2 separate regions of the Homo sapiens genome follow, and region 1 is linked to region 2. Evidence: chromatin loops called from intact Hi-C (ENCODE). Cell type or tissue: sigmoid colon. All regions are shown on one strand. Links, peaks and the distances in the headings refer to the core of each region. The heading gives the core; the rest is flanking DNA. Region 1 overlaps MYOSLID-AS1 (MYOSLID antisense RNA 1). Region 2 overlaps KLF7 (KLF transcription factor 7).

Region 1 (2,911 bases), core at 145-2,644, 140 kb after region 2:
AAAGCACCTAACTGATAGAGTTACCTAAAAGCAGGCCCCGAGAAAGGGTGTGAAATGACTTCTTCTTCTCAGCGTTGGCCCTGCCTACCCCACTGCTACTCACCTGACTTACTTATCTCCTGCTCCTCTCCCCAGATGCTCCAGGAAAGGCCAACCTGGACGTCATCCTGCCTCATTTCCTGGCCCCTGCAATCACTACTCCTTCTACTGGAAAATTCCTCCCCAGTCTTCCCAAGGCTGCTTTCTTCTCTCCACTGACTTCATCTTGTCAGAGAGAAGTCCCCTGAGCACCCAACTTTGAGTGGCCACCCAGCAACTCTGTCTCAGTCACAATTTCCTTCATAGAAGTTATGACTCTATATAAATATCTTCATTGTTTGTTTAATGTCTCTGCACTTGACAGTTTGTTTGTCTTACCCAGAACATTACTTGGCTCGTAGCAAAATTCTAGACATTGGTGGGCACCAGAATCCCCTGCAGTGTTTTTTTTAGGAGTTTCAGGGGGTCCTTCTCCTCCTCTTTTTCCACCCGCTACTTCTTCTCTTCCTTCTCTCCTCCTCTTCCTTTCTCTTCTTTCTTTCCTCCTTCATCTGCTCCTCCTTCAAATCTGAGTGATGCCCTTTGTGCCTCCATTGATGGTGTAGAAGACCTATGTCCCATACTATTCTTTACAAATCGTTAGAATCACGGTTAAAGTCCAAAAGCTGAAATCTCAGTTTGATCATCTCCAGTAAGGCTTGATTTTTAGGTATCATTCTAAACGGGGATTCTGTGATGGAATGACAATGTGAGGCTGTTTCTAAGCTTCTTGTGTTCGTTTTACTGTATCGCTATGGTGGTTTTTAGTCTTTCAGACATTTTAATCTATGCTTAATTATGCTCATTCCCAGAGGTTCCTTAAAAGCAAATGGCACAATTTCTAAAAAATCAAATAAATAATACACATGAGGCCTGCTAGGACTTGATAGGAGCCCATCTGAGCAGTTGAAGGAATGGCGGCCATCAGAGGGCCTGAGAACAAGGGTTTAGAGAATCATCGCCTTCCCTTTCAGCATTCACAGCCACTCAAGACAAATCTCCGAAACCTGGGGAGATAGAGTCTTTGCCAACTCTGTGCCCTAGCCTCTCCTCTCAAATTGGAATTGAGTCTGCTAAAATGGATTGGTTTTTGTGATCACTTTACCAAGAAGGATAACTGTAATTCATCTTTCTTCCAAAGGGGGCAACATGGAGTCCATCCCGGAGCACTGGGGAAAGGGACCCAGAGGCTGTCCTGCCACTCTGCACTAACAACAAGGAACAGTGTAAGGTTGGGGCATTGATGTCCCTTTCTAGGGCACCTGGAGCTCTTTTGGCTTGCGAATGGACATCTGCTGATTTTGCCTGTCTGGGACCTGGTCACTCTCTGCCACACTTTGGATCTTCCCTTGTGGCGGGCAGTCAAAGGGACCATCAGTTAAGGTTCCACACTCTTATCTAGCCAAGAGGTTGGAATGAAGCCCAAGCTGGGTCAGTCAGATTCGCATAGGAATTTTAACCTTGAACAGGAAAAGGAAAGAAATTGAAGATGACGTGAAACACTGGTACTTCCCTAAAGAGACTATTACTTCCTGCTACTTAAATTCTCTAGTTCCAGTACTTTCTGATACTTGATTTTCAGCATTGGCTTTTGCTAAATGACTACTACATATCCTTCAATTAACTCCTCTTTTCCCTTGTGAGTTGACAGAGTAAAATCTGTAACTTACAACAAAATGACTAAATTATAGACTTCTTAAGCAATGCAGTCCAGAGTTTGACACCTGCTCCCACCACTGAGGCCTCAGAATATGTTTATGTTATATGTCCTTGACTAACTCAGGTATTAACAAAAATAATGCCCAAACAATTATCTCTCATCCCCACCCCCCAAAAAAATCTGGGTCACTTCTCCCTCTGATTTGCCATGTAATTCTCAAGTAGACAACACAAATAGCAGTTGCAGAGGCTAAGGGGAAAAAAGTGTTAAAAAAAAAAAAAACTTATCTGTCTTAAAAGTCATGAATGAAATAAAGGAAACTGTGTTCATAGCACCTGACTCACATGATTACTGTGGGTGAGCCATCAATATGTAGATAGAAAGAAAATAATTGGCATAAGCTCCTTGAAATTTCTGCCTACAGCCTCCCCAAGGAGGCCTTGGGGAGAATTCAGATAGCATTTGAACAGCCAGGGTTCAGTAATGAGAACTGACATTCTAGTGTGTAGTACAAAAGGCACTTCCCTCCCGGAACCACGAAAAGTACTTTAATCAGCCAAAACGTTGCTACTGTTAAAAAAAAAGAAAAAGAAAAAAAAGGAGGGGGAGGGGATAAAACAGCCCCCTCGTTTATTGTTTCTCCACCACTGCTATGCCCAACTCCTACTGAATGGACGAGCCCCTTTGGCATCATCTTATGCCTACCTCATTAATGCCACTTGCTCACTGCTATGCCAGAAAACCCAGCTGATTCACAGGAAACCCTGAGCTGAAGGTTGCCTGGGTTTTGAGTTGCTTATGCACACAATTCACACTCCATGTGTCAGAAGCCCCCTCCATTCTGCAAATCACTCAGTGAGCCTGAAAAGTGGGAAACTGGCTTTGTACTGTCTCTGGCTCCCCCCTGAACAGTCAAACCCCAGGATGCCCACAAAATATTTGATTCCTTGTAAACTCAAAACAACCATCACAAAGAAGGAGAAAAGGTCAAATCCTCAAGTGAGGCACCCAGAGTGAACAGCCTGAGATATTGGAAAAGGTAAGCTGAGAAAATACTCAGACTCCTCTAGCAGAAGCTAAAGATAAAACATGGCTTGCTTCGTGCCCAAGGCAGACATTGAGCAGATTCCATTCTGAGAAGTTCATTGGAGGGTGAGGTCTCCTTCTCCATAC
Region 2 (2,911 bases), core at 100-2,599:
CACAGTCATTTCTCTCGTTTATGAAAAAGGCACACTAGGCCAGGCGTCGTGGCTCGCGCCTGTAATCCCAGCACTTTGGGAGGCTGAGGTGGGTGGATCACTTGAGGTCAGGAGTTCAAGACCAGCCTGACCAACATGGCAAAACTCTGTCTTTACTAAAACTACAAAATTAGCCAGGCATGGTGGCAGGTACCTGTAATCCCAGCTTCTTAGGAGGCTGAGGCAGGAGAATCGCCTGAACCCCGGAGGCAGAGGTTGCAGTGAGCCGAGATCGCACCACTGCACTCCAGCCTGGGCAACAAAGCCAGACTGTCTCAAATGAAAAAAAAAAAAAAAAAAAAAAAAAAAAAGGCACACTAACGTCACATAGGGATTAAGTCAACAGCAATCTCCTAGGTGACCAAGAGGCTAAGATACGGGCTGGTATTTCTTACCACTTATAAGTGGGCTGACATAAAGATCAAAATGCACCCTCTAAACTGCCCAAGAACTGGAATGTACTATGCTAGTAGCTGTCTCCCTGGATTATAACTGCACTGAGTCAGTCGGTAGAATGAGGGCCTGCATGTTACCACTGATGGAAACTGAGCCCTATCTACCACCATCAGCAGCCTCCAACTCTGTGGGTTGAAAAACCACTTATCCCTCTAGCCACTGGTCACTCAGGGGGGCTGCACTGTCCAGTCAGATGGTGAAGAAATGGCACTACTACTGTGCTTTCTTTCCTAACCCAAACATGAAGCCAGAAGTCACAAAACCCAGTGTCTGCAAGGCCAGGCAGATAAAGTATGTGCCGTGGGTCAAGTGTAAGAAACACAGCACTCTTGGGCTATCTGTTTCCACTTCCGATAAGGCATGGATACAAAGAAGTATAGCTCTTCTTGTAAGAAGAAACAACAGAAAGCGGGACAATACTTGGCAACCAATGGCTTGCCTTTGAGTTGTGGAGCCACAGGGAGTGATGGGAACAGTGGAAACATAGTCATCACATGGCTATGGCAAATGGGTAATGATTGCTCTTCAGCTACATCCAATTACAGCCACATGGGAATGTGAGCCCACTGTGGCCAGATCTGATTTTTCCAGACAAAGCCAGAAATACAAACTTTTTTGTGTGACATTTAACGATTTTAAATGTTGGCCAAAAAAAAAAAAAAAACCAAACCAAAAACGTCATGAATTTTTTAAAACTACCCTATAGGCAAAATAAAAGCATACGTTAGACTTGGTACATGCTTAAGGAAAGGAAGTCTAAACCCTACTTAACTTCTAAATAGGGCAGTGTAATTGTTCAAATTTTAAGAGACAAGAGGTGGTGCACTCATATATACTGCGGTACCAACAGGATGCCATGTCCTGCCAAGGGCTACAGATGCCCTCTGTTTCTGAAGGTAAACATCTTCTAAGGAATGCCAACTCCCGGTCACTCCAGGCTTTCCTTTCATCTGCTTTGGGACCACTCCAGTTCCCCATGTTGCCTCCCAGGCCTGGCTATTCTTAGCACAGTCACCGTAATTGAAACGCCAAGGTGCTGCCTGTCATGAGACACTAATGGGAATACAAACTCTCATTTATGATGCTGTCGAAAATGCACTATTGGCCTGTGTCGCGGGACGCTGATCTACTCAATCTCCCACAAATACCATGTTGCAGAATTTGTACCATCTGCTCAGCAAATTTCTAGCTCCAGAAACTGTAGTGTATTTTAAAGAAGAAAACAAAGCAAAAGACTAACCAAATCACCCATCTCTGACATCTCTTTCAGTGAAATAACCAATCGGTTTGGAACATTTCTCCACGTAAATCATACAAAAGACCAGATTAAATCCAAATACATCAACTGCTGGAAGGTTGTAAATCAATAAGTCAGTTGATTTGAAGAGTGGAATACTAACTTTGGCAATTTCCCCATAAGAACTCTTTGTCCACATCCAATAATTACGGCTACCCATAATGCTCACAATCTCCAAGTAACAGCCTCCACACCCTTCAGAGCTGGGCAACTTGTGTGTACACGCTACCATCACACTCTGACCACTCACAAAGAATTCACCTTGGTCCCAGTTGATGTAACAGAACACTCTCCTTCAAAAGACTATGGACAGAGAGTCACCATCTGCAGGGCTTCTTTATTAGCCAGAGTGAGAGAGGCACAAAGCAGAGAAACTTGAGATGGAAATAGAAGGAAGATGGGGAATAAGGAGAAACTCTCCTGGAGCATACTCTGTAGAAGACAGCTGCTGATTCATGTAAATACAGGAGGACTTCTAGGTAATGGATGGAAATGTAATAATAACTTGTATTCTTGGGTAGCAGAACAGAGTTCCAAGGGAATGGGAGACAATAACTGCATAAAGTACACTTCCTCAGCCCTGGAGTGGGAGGTTATCTCTGGGCTCCAGGACGCATGGGGTCTTTATTTAGTACTTAGAGAATGAAGATAAGAGGAAAATAGCTTCCCAGGAAGAAGGAAAAAAAAAGGAAGAAAAACATAACTGCTCCTTTATAAGCATCCTAAGGGAGCACTAAGCCAACGTGACCAGTCTGGACACCCCTTCCCTATTCACCAAACACTACTACAGAGGAAGCCCTGGTGAGGGGGAGGTGTGGGACACAGGGACTGGGGGAGACAGGATGCAAAAGCGATCCCATTTCCTCCCAAGAAAAGCCAGGCCCCTGCTGCCATCCTGCAAGCTGGGGAACCCTGAGGCTTTCAGGGGCTTTTATCGTATTAGAAGCATTTTTCTCATCATAACCGAGACCTTTAGTATTGCATTAAAAAGATGGTTAATTTTCTTAAGCTTCCTTTTAAACACAGAAATAGGATTAGAAGGATAACACGCTCAGATGCAAGCCCATTATTTGATTATGTCTAAACCTAATCCTGCCTTCACCTTGGCCTGCAGAGTCT

Evidence for each region. Hi-C counts contacts between places; a loop is a spot of excess contacts. Peaks named below come from ENCODE experiments on the same cell type or tissue, not always from the same donor. Only the 100,000 strongest peaks of a DNase experiment are listed, where the experiment ranks them.
Region 1: it touches region 2 in a loop (2.1-fold over the local background); 1 of 110 quality-filtered maps calls a loop at or near these places.

Annotation. Positions count from the first base shown.
Region 1 is chr2:207,229,184-207,232,094 of GRCh38, forward strand. The region is part of intron 3 of MYOSLID-AS1 (MYOSLID antisense RNA 1); the gene reads right to left. Among named protein-coding and RNA genes, the nearest start is that of MYOSLID, 9.2 kb to the right of the region's middle. In sigmoid colon, for the core only: a CTCF peak has its summit at 1,219; no DNase peak of the experiment used is centred there.
Region 2 is chr2:207,084,844-207,087,754 of GRCh38, forward strand. All of the region lies in intron 3 of KLF7 (KLF transcription factor 7), which reads right to left. Among named protein-coding and RNA genes, the nearest start is that of MIR2355, 24 kb to the right of the region's middle. In sigmoid colon, for the core only: no CTCF peak of the experiment used is centred there; a DNase peak (open chromatin) is centred at 1,468.